2 separate regions of the Homo sapiens genome follow, and region 1 is linked to region 2. The links are chromatin loops, found by intact Hi-C in ENCODE. Cell type or tissue: gastrocnemius medialis. All regions are shown on one strand. Each heading gives the region's core, and the rest is flanking DNA. Links, peaks and the distances in the headings are about the cores only.

Evidence for each region. Hi-C counts contacts between places; a loop is a spot of excess contacts. Peaks named below come from ENCODE experiments on the same cell type or tissue, not always from the same donor. Only the 100,000 strongest peaks of a DNase experiment are listed, where the experiment ranks them.
Region 1: a loop joins it to region 2, with 10 times the contacts of the local background. A loop is called at or near these places in 19 of 110 quality-filtered maps.

What each region holds. Positions count from the first base shown.
Region 1 is chr11:45,086,249-45,091,622 of GRCh38, reverse strand. No RefSeq gene overlaps it. Among named protein-coding and RNA genes, the nearest start is that of PRDM11, 58 kb to the left of the region's middle. RefSeq lists an enhancer at 3,621-4,357. In gastrocnemius medialis, for the core only: no CTCF peak of the experiment used is centred there; a DNase peak (open chromatin) is centred at 2,152; H3K27ac peaks cover 3,047 bases.
Region 2 is chr11:45,019,813-45,025,186 of GRCh38, reverse strand. The region is part of intron 1 of LOC105376650 (a long non-coding RNA gene); the gene reads right to left. Among named protein-coding and RNA genes, the nearest start is that of LINC02685, 49 kb to the right of the region's middle. In gastrocnemius medialis, for the core only: no CTCF peak of the experiment used is centred there; DNase peaks (open chromatin) are centred at 2,516, 3,206 and 4,009; H3K27ac peaks cover 2,306 bases.

The DNA of each region.
Region 1 (5,374 bases), core at 224-5,223, 66 kb before region 2:
TTGGAGAGGAATCTGCTATATCTTAAAACAGTGATTTCTTCTGTTTTTTCAGTTTACTTTTGTAGCCACATCAGAAAATCAAACGGTAATTTTAAAACTGTGTTTCCCTAAGCTATTTGATGTAGTTATTTATTTAACATGTGAACTATACCTCCTCCAATAGGCTCATTATAGCTATTGTGAACACTTGAGAACTGTTTCTGAGACATAGCCATGCTAGAAAATGTATTATTTAACCAAAAGAACAAACTTTGGCATTCTGGTTATTTTTTTTCAATGAAGCATAGTATTATTTTAACAGACATGGGCTTTGATTTCTGAACTTTTAACCTTATGGGTTATAAATATGAAATGGAGTCATATTTTAATGAAAAAGGAAATAGGACAATTTCAACTTGGTCAATGAGAAACGTTACATTTCAGGCTAAGAGGTTAATTCTGTTTTCATTTTCTTGGTTTTTCATCGCCAAGAAAAGCAGTACAAGGTTTCCTGCTTTTAAATTTCCCAGGTGATTTATAGATGTAGCACAGTGTTATTTATGGGAAAACACCAGAAGAAAATAATCTTTCTGCTTAACAGAAGAAATTTTGATACACATTTTCCAATTAATAGTCTTCCTGCATTCATGTTTGACACCTTGCAAGGGATTCCTCCTGTTTTAGGACAGAGCCTGAACTCCTTTGGAGCCCACGAGGGCCTGAAAGATCTGGCTCCTGTCTTCCTCTTCTGCTTCATCTACTGTCCCCAGTGCTCCGTGCCCCTGATTGAACTTTGCTCCTTGCCCTTTACACACACTGTTCCCTCTGCCAGCCTCATTCACACTCCCTACCCTGTACTCATCAGTCCTGCCTTTCACAGTTTAGATGTCGCTTCTTCCAGGAAGCCTTCCCAGATGCTCTGGAATGAGTGATGCTCCAGGCAGCTTCCCACATGTTCTCTGTCATATTTTTTATCCCATTATATTATCTTGGTAATTCCTCAGTTTTTTTGTCTGACTCCTTCACTAGACTATAAGCTGTATGGGGACAGGGACCACGTTTAGATTCCTGGGGTCTACCATAATGTTTTACACATGGCAGGTGCTCCATTAATGCCAGGTGAATAAATGAACACATAGCCAGAATTTGACTGAGGTTCACCAAATTCTGGTAGCCCATCACCTATGGTCCATCATTCATAGTTCTTGGATGATTTCCTCTTAGTCATTAATTTGGTCATTCACTCCATCCATTCAACCAATTCTCCATCCATCCATCCATCCATCCATCCATCCATCCATCCATCCTTCCATCCATCCATCTATCCATCCATCTGTCCATCCATTCAGCCATCCATCTGTCCATCTATTCATCCATCTGTCCATCCATCCATCCATCCATCCATATATTTCTGTGACTAGCAGAAACAGTGAGGTTGAAGTCGCAGTGGGTTTTAGCGAAAGAAGAAAATCAGGATTTCTGATGTTAATGTCAGGTTTGGTGTAAGGTATAGATCAGGCTCAGAAAACCAGAACCACATTGTGGGCACACCCAAGCAGGGAGTGGCAGAGCTGATGGAGGAATGGCTTATGCATCAGAAGCTAAAGCAATTCAAGCCTCCCTCGCCCCCTGGCTGACACACATGGCCAGCACAGACACGTCTACTCTCCCCTCCCCTCCCTCCCTTCCTTCCTTCTTCTATTAAGTCTTCATGGAGACCTCTCTCTGGGGCAGGCCTGTCCTGAAGACTGTAGAATCAGACCCAGATTTCTGCCCTAAAGCTGCTCTGAGTGTATACAGGGATTCTAGCATAGGCGTGGAGAACAATACAGGAGGCCCACTGTGGCCCCTGCCATAAGAGAGGCCCAGGTCATGTGCTCTGAGCACCTGGAGGGAAGAGAGGAAGGTAGGGCTGCATGTAGGAGGGGGCACTGGAACTGGATCTTGACGAGTGGGTAGGACTTGGGCATGTGAAAATGAGAGGAGAGTGTTCTAGGACACAATCAAATGAGCCAGGCAGAGAAATGGAATGAATCCAGGCAATTTCAGGGAATCCAGCCTGCTGGAGGGCAGGGAGTAGGACGTGAAAGAGGGCTGGGGAGAAAGCCAGGGAGGAACTGGGCCAGGTCACAGCCCTGGCCTTGGAGGCCAGCTGGGGAATGATGGATTGAGTAACTCACTCATCTAACAAATATTTTTAGCATTAATATGTTCCAGGCCACAGGCTGTGGGCTGGGTACAAAAAGGATGGAAATCTGCCCTCAGATGGCTCAAAGTCTGTGAGCCATTCCTATGTACTGAAGTGGTTCCAGCTGAGGAGGGGCCTAGTCACTCTGGCTGGGTTCCCCGACCTCACCTTACCTCATCTCCCATATCCTGCATTCCCTCCATCTCACAGCCACTGCCATTTTAGGGCCCATTGGCTCTTCCCCAGTGCTTTGCAGTAGCATCCGGCCTGCTCTCCTTGCTTTAGCCTCATCCATCTTCCCCTCCCTGCAGGCAGTGGAATCTCCATAAAGGAACATATTATGGCCGGGTGTGATGGCTCACACCCGTAATCCCAGCACTTTGAGAAGCCAAGGTGGGTGGATCACATGAGCCCAGGAGTTCGAGACCAACCTGGGCAACATGGTGAAACTGGCTCTACAAAAAAATACAAAAATTAGCCGGGCATGGTGGTGTGCACCTGTAGTCCCAGCTACTCCAGAGGCTGAGTTGGGAGGATCGCCTGAGCCCAGGGAGGTTGAGGCTACAGTGAGGTGACGGTCACATGACTGCACTCCAGCCTGCAACACAGAGTGAGACCTTGTCTCAAACAAACAAACAAGAAAAAGGAGCACATCATGTTGCCCTCCCCTGCATAAAACCCTTCCTGGCTCCCCAGTGCTCTGAGAATAACTTCCAAGACCTTGTCCTGGACAAAGCGCAGCCCTCACATTCTTCTCCCCCAACTCCTCCGTGGCCTCATGGGAGTTCTCTCATTTTCCTGAGGGCTCCCTGTGTTTTCCTCTGATCAGGCTCATCTCCAGCCCTCACTGCCTACTCTGCGCAGGCTCCCCTTGCAGGCTCTGCAGGCTGGGGGCAGATATCAATTCCTTGAGCCCCCTTTCTGGACTCCCCAGGCTGTGCTTAGTGTGGCGAGGTGTGTTTTTTCTGCCTGTTTCTTTGCTTGGTTTTCCCCACAGCCTGTGAGCTCCTTGGGTGGGGGATGGCATTTGCTAAGCATACCATTGCCTCACCATTCTGTCTACAACCCTCGAGTATCCCGTATAGAGCAGGCCTTGGATTCCTGGGGACCTGAGGATGGATGAAAGCCAGGCTTAGACAGGGTGGGGTGGATGCCTCTCCCAGCACCCCTGGGCCACTTGGTGGGAAGGGGTCCAGAGATAGGAGGTGGGCGTCAACTTGGGAGGAAGCTCAGGACCTCTGGGATTCCAGAGAGGTCTGGCAGGCTCCAGGGTGTCCTCAGGTGAGATAAAGGGTTGGGCCAGGGTTGAGGATGAGGCAGGTCCACCCTGCCATGCTGCAGCCGGAGTCCAGCTTCCAGATATGGGTGGGAAGGAGCTTCCCCCTCGATGGCCCGACTGTGACTTTGGCCTCTGCATTCATTTCGCCCGTTCTGTCTTTTTCTCTGTGCCTCTTTCCAGCTCGACCCGCCTGGGGCTATTTTTGCTTCCTTCTTGTTCAGTTGCCTGAGCAGCATTGTGGCTTTAATTGGTCCATTTTCTGCATGCTGGAAAGATGTTCCCTCCTTGTCCCCTGCCCACCCCCACCCGAGAGTGGGCCCAAGAGTAAAAGCTAGAAGTGAGGCTAATTATGGAGGGAAGGGTGGACAGAGACAGGCTCAGGCGAAGGAAAAAGATAAATGGAGGGAAAGGAACAGATAGAGACAGAGAGGGAGACAGAGAAAGAAAGAGAAAGAGAGAGAGAGAAGGCAAAGGCCAACACACAGAAGAAGAGTGGGAGCCCGGAGAGCTGGAGACAGAAATATAAATAATTGAGGTAAGAGAGAAACACAAGAAGACAAAGAGAGACTCAGAGAAGCAACCAGATGGATTCAAATACACATTGCGTGACAAGAGAAAGACAGAGGCCCGCAGCCACCCTGAGAGGGAGGGAGGGAGGCAGCCTGCAGCTGGACAAGCAGCAGGGAGCAGTGTCTCCAGGGAGGCCATGGCTTGTGTAGAACTCCACCACCTCCAGTCAGGGGCCTCTGGCCAGTCTCTGCTTCTCTGGGCCTCCTTTGCAACATAGAGATAATAAATGAGAGGTCTGCACTATTTGCAGGGGCTCGCTGGGGAGGGCTGCAAGGTGCTTTGTAAATGGTTAGACTTCTGCAAATAGGGGAAGAAGGGAATCACTGTTCCGCAGTGTGGGGCTTCACCTGTGTACATCTTCCTGCCTCTTGAACTTTAAATGAGTTAGGTGGAGTGGGGCAATGCCTAACACATTATTTGTTGTTTATTCCTACAGCAAAGGTGTACTGACCACCTGCTCACTATGTCCAGCCTCCTTTCTGGGCTCTGAAGACAAAAGGTGACCAGGGCAGGGCTACTGCCCTGCTGCTCAAGCTGTGGCCTCTATTAGGTGCTCATTGTTTAGGAGGAGGAGCTTACACACCTAACTCCACTATCACCTGGCACTTGTTCTAGCTGAGGTATGCCTCTGCCTCCACCCAGGGACAGTCAGGGACAGCTTCCCAGAGGAGGCAACGTGGGACAAGGCCTTGAAGGCTTTTCTGAGTGGAGAAGGCTGAGAAGGAATTCCAGGTGGGGGGATTAGTGTATGCAAAGGTATGGCCACCACACAGGATGGGGCTTCATGGGCCGGGTGGCACTAAGGAAGTTGAGGGTGAGGGTGAGGGGAAATGGGAGATAAGGCCAGGAAGGTAGGCAGGGGCTGGCTTGGGAGGGGCCTTGAATGCCAAGTAAGGAGTTAGGGCAAATAGGTGGTGCTGTCCAGCAACAGAATAGCAGAATCCAATCTGAGTTTTTTAAGAGGAACCCTGATGAGACAGCACAGACTAGAGCAGGAGGTGCTGGGGGCGGAGAGAGCAGGAGGAGGCCGGGGCAAAATGCAGGTGGGAGATGCCGCGAATCTGGACTGGGGAAGGAAGACCCTGGGTGAGTGGCCTGCACTGGATCAGTTGCCTGCAGTACCTGGCCTCTCAGCCCAGCCCAGTCATCTCTCTCTTGCCTGTCCCATGATCCAGAGCCACAGAAACCCAGAGACTCGCTTTATGGCACCTTTGAGACCAGTTAGTCCAGGGATCTCAAACTCAGATGCCCTCAGGTGCCATGTGGGGTGGCTAGTGTGAGACTGTAGGAAATGGTGGGCCCTGTTTATAGATGAGAAAACTGAGGCCTGGAGAGGGGAGTGGCTTGCCTGAGACCCA
Region 2 (5,374 bases), core at 223-5,222:
TTAAAACAACCATCACTGACTGCTCATGGCTCTAAGGTTTGGCTATGTGGGCAAGGTTCCGCTGGGATGAATCCTCTTTGTGTGGTGTTGGCTGGACCAGTTTTAAGGAAGAGGCAAGGTCAGCTAGGGGCTGGCTGGTCCCAGATGGCCTCACTCACAAGTCTAGCAATGGGGATGGGGCTGCCAATCAGGTGCCTCAGTTTACCTCCAGGTGGCTTCTCCAGGGAGTTAGCTTGGGCTTCCTTATGTGGCAGCTAGATTCCAAGACAGCAAGAGTGGGAGCTGTGAGACCTCTTGTAGAGGTCAAGAGGTGACAGGGACTCTTGCCCTCAATGTGAAATGCTACAAAGGATTTCATTGTTCATCCACCACAGAACCTCCATTTGACCATAATTTTTCCACGTGCAAAATATATTCACCTCCTCCCAAAACTTCCCCCAAATTCTCCCTCCATTATGGCACTGGACTCCATGATCTTGTGAGGTGAACTTGGGAGACAGATCCTCTTCTTCAAATCCCTCTCCTGTACTGCAGACTCCCATGGAGGATAACCAGAGACAGCCTTGGTTTCCAATTTTTGGATATTATGCGTGTCACCCTGTACAGCAGACCAAGGCCAGCCACTCCCCTGCAGAGGCTCAGCACTTTGCAGATGCGCTGCTGCCGTTCCTCCTCCCAGACTCTTTGGGAAACCAGAGGAGGAGCTTTCTTTCCTCATTTTATAGACGTGGGAACTTAAGAACCAGAGAGGTTTAATGACTTCCAGAATTCACTGGAAGATTCCCATAGAGCTGGGAATAGGGGCATGGGTGCTGAAGTCTTAGTCCAGGTTGCTACTTCAAATGTGGGTAGTGCCAAGAATTGCTGAAGTCAATCCAGAGCCTTGGTCCCAGGGGAAACTTGAAGTAAAGTGATAGACATTCAATCATTCATATAATCCTTCTATCACAAACTATTTATTAAGAACAATTGAGCACCTACCATGTACAAGGCATGGTACCAGGCACTAGAGACATGATCATGAACAAAGCAGAGGGTCCCTGTTTGCTAAGAACTTACAGTCTGGTGGGGCAGACACACATTAAACATATAACTGCAAGAATAAATATGGGATTTGAAGAAAAAGTATATGATTTTATAGTTGTTACAAACAAGGGCCCAAATTCAGCCTGACGGGAGCTTCCCTTGGGAAGTATCATTTAAGCTGAGGCTTAACAAATAAGTAGGAGTTTACAAGATGTAAACTAGTGGAGGGAATAATGTAGGCAGATGGAACAGCAAGTGTGAAGACTTTGAGGCTGGAGTGTGCTTGGCATATTCAAGAAACAGCACAGCAGCCAAAGTGACCCCTCTAGGCCATGGTGAGGAGGCTGGACTTTCTCCTGGTTATGATGGCAAGCGTGTGAATAGAGGGGTGGCACGATGGGTCTGTGTTTTCAAAAAGCTCATTCTCCTGATACCGTGGAGAGTAGATTGAAAGAGGGTCTGAAGTGGACACTGGGGCTGACTGATGGCAGGTAACTCACGTATCATGTCATTTAATCACCCATGCCATCAGGCCTGTTTTATAAACTTGGAAAGCAGGCCTCAGAAACTGAGTGACACAGTTCACTCAGCCATTTTCTTAGGTCCCAGTGTCTAAATGGTGACAAGAAGCCACTGCCCTCCCCCTTCCCTTGAACCTCACTGGGCTGGAGGAGCTCCAGCCCTGGCTCCTGGTTTGCGGTCCTGGCACACAAGCACCAGCTTGCCCTTGCAGACCCAAATGGTTGCCCACTGACCCCCCAGGCCTTCCTCCTTGGCCCTATGTTCTATCCACCATGCTATAATCTACAGTCACCCAGCCTCATACACTCCACCAACAGGAAGTGATCCAGAGGTGCCCCCTACGCTCTTCCTTCATAGGCATATCATGATCAGCTTCATGCCAGATACGGCTGCTTCTTTTAAGTGTCCTGTAAGCTCCATGAAGTGAGCGGCCACATCTGTGTTGTTCCTCGTTGTAACTGAGCACCAGATACATAGGGAGCATTCCAGGATGCTGAATAAAGGAATGCTTCCCCAAACGCTTGAGGGTTTGAAGATGTCAAAATGTGCAAACCAGAGCTGCCTTTCTTAAATCCAGCCCCCAAGTTGTTCAGGTGAGGACATAGAGGTTCAGAGAGGGCAAGGACTCACCCTTTGTCACACAGCAAGTGGGCAGCACAACACGGGCTAGATCCCTAGTCCAGTGCCCCTGCCTGGGCCCCTGTAGCCTCACAGGAATCAGGACCCCATGGGGCAGCTAGCCATGGGTGTCTAAGGAGTGGTGCCTGAGGCCCCTGAAGCTCTTTGGGCGTCTGGGAAGAAGAGGTGTAGGCTCATTATCCCAGTGCCCTAAGCGTGGTCAGAGACTATCTTTGAGCTAACCACTAAGACTGGCCTTTTCCACTCACATTCCAGGAGTCAGGACGCTGAAATCCACACCTCATTACTCACACCCTGCAGCCCGCATGGAGGAACTGGCTCAGGGCCCTTGATGGGACAGTATGGCACCTTCAGTGGGCAACACACATTCTCAAGGTACTCAACATACCTCGACAGCTGACCTCTCACCTGTAACATCAGGCTCATGGTGTCTCCTGTCTCTGTCTACAGTTACCTCCCCCACTGGAATGCCACTTCTTAAAGGCATGGGGCTGTGTTGCTTACTGCTGCAACTTCTGCTTCTAGAACACTGCCTGTGCATAGTAGGTGCTCAGTAAATATCTGCGAATCCCCAACTGCACACCATGGGATAGTGGCAAAGACTGGAAAGGGTTTGGTTTGGGTGGAGCCATACTCTGAACCCTTCCCAACACGGTTCCTATCCTGGCTTCCCCCCTCGCCAGCTGTGTGATCCCAGGCAAGCTGCTCAATACCTCTGGGCCACTGTTCTTCACGTGTAGATTGGCAATGTGCTGGAGTATTTTCCAATCTTCACACGGAACATCCATATTCAGGAGAAGAAAATGAGGCTCAGGAAGTGTGAGGTTCTTGCCTGAGGCCATGCAGTTTGAAGTAATTTGGGATCAGGTTGTCCTAATGTTTAAATGCAGATCAGCCTGACTCCACATCTTCAAGTTCTCTCTGGGCCTCCTTCCCACTGTTTGCTCATCTGTCCCACGAGGCTGTGGATGAAATTTCTAGGCTGGCGCCGCTCAGCTTCTTGGCCCTGGCCCACCTCCCTCCTGCCCTGCCCCCTGATGGAGGCCACCGCCCACAGCTGCAGAGCCCCGCAAGCTTCCCCTGAGAATGTGAGCAGAATGGGATGGCCAGACGCCACCCGACCGCATGATTAAGGCTCATTTTCCCCAGGCAGTGACTGGCAGGTGTTTATTTCCTTTTAAAAGGACACTGTCAGCAGCATGCTTATGGTTTAATTTTTGTTTTCTCCTCCACAGCTCTGCACAAAACTGCTGGAGAGGAATAGCTCAGCCTCTGCGCACTGCCCTCTCTAGGAGTTAGCAATGTTGGCCTTCAGCTGAGGCTTGGAGACAGACAGTTTCTTCAATTAACCCCGTCTGACCGTGTCTAGATGTACCTGGGAGGCCAGAGGCACCTGGGCCCACCACCCAGGACCTGGGCAGACGTGGCCAGCAAAGCCCTTTACTCTGTTAGGTGTGGCTTTAGGCACAGCACATTCTCCTATTGTAGTTATGCTTGTTGTGTTATTTACATAGCCTTTTAATTCAAAATCATTTAAGACTCACACAAAGTTGCAAAAATAGTTTGGAGAATTCCTACGCACCCTTTGTCAAAATCAGGAAATTGACATTGGTGCAATGTTATTAACTCAGAAACAGACCTTATTCACATTTACCAGTTTTTCATATACTTTAATTGTATTGTTTTTAATTATCCAGTTTTACCAGTTACCCAAGTGTGCCTAGTTTAGAGAGTCATCTGGTTTAGGAGGCTGGTTCATTCAAGCTGCTCTCTCCAGCCCTTCCCCCCCTCCACTTCCTCTTCTCCAGAAATAACAACTTTCAATGCCCTCAGCTGACCACTCTGCCATTTGGCTTCTATTGCTACAAAACATGCTTGCAATGCTATGTATATTTTTCAGTTTTAGGCATTATCCATTGCCTCTTTGGTATAGGAGATGCAGTTTTAAATCTCTGTCCTCCCCTACCCCTTAACCCTAAACTTCCATCCCTCCCATCCTCCCTAAATAGATGTGCCATCATTTTGATGAGATTGGTATTCAATGTTACGACTGTTATGATTTCTTCATGTGTTTACTCTTCTGTGTATGATCACTAATTTTTCTAACCTCAAACTCTTTGCCAGTTGTCCAAACCTTTTTCAGTATTTTCATTCACATCAAGATATCAATTTGATATCTTGAAGTCTCTCCTGGAAACTTCTGGCATTCCCAAACTGGCGTCCTGGGCCCTCCCTTCCCTGTCACTCAAACTTCACTTCGAGCTGGACTCTCCCATTATGGGGAAGCACATCCTCTAGTAGTTTCCTGTGAATGGGTGGGTGGGAGGCAAATTTCTCGAGACCTTGCATATCTAAGGATATTTTTATATTTTGGCTTCACATAGAACTCTAGGTTAGGAATACATTTCCTTCCAAATTTTAAGGACATTGCTCCACTGTCTTCTTGCTTCCAGGATTACTGTTGAGACGTTTAAAGCTGTTCTGATTTGTAGAAAGTTTGTAGACTTTCTCTATCCTACCAATGTCCTGAAATTTCCCTTGACCTGCCCTGATGGAAATCTGGACGTGTGGCTTATCTGCTGTGCTAGGTAAGCACTTGTGGGGTCTTTTCAATCTCGAGATTCATGTCTTTTACTTTTAGGAAGTTTTCTTCTCTTATTTTATTGACATTTCCTCCCTACCATGTTCCCTCTGTTTCTAGAATGCCTATGATTTGAGTAGTAGATTATTAGAGCTCTTGCACTAGTCCTCCAATTTTCCTGTCATTTGTCTCCTGGTTTCAGTGATTTATTGCACTGTATATTCTTGAGAGATTTCCTCAACTTTGGCTCTCAAACCTCCTACTGAATTTGTTATTTCTGCTCTTGTGTTTTTGTTCTCCAAGACCTCTTCTTGTGCTTCATGTTCCTTTTTTATGGCATTATGTTCTTTTTTCATGAATGCCTTATCTGCTGTTGTCTCTCTTTGGATAGAGGGGTTTGTTATTATTATGGTTATATGATGATGACTTTTCTCCTTGTGTAGTGTCTCTCTTCCATTCATGATCTGTGTGAATGAAAATGCTGAAAAATGTTTGGACAATTGGCAAAGAGTTTGAGGTTAGAAAAATTAGTGATCATACACAGAAGAGTAAACACATGATCTGTTTAGATCTCTACATTCACATTAGAGACTTTCAGGGATGCCT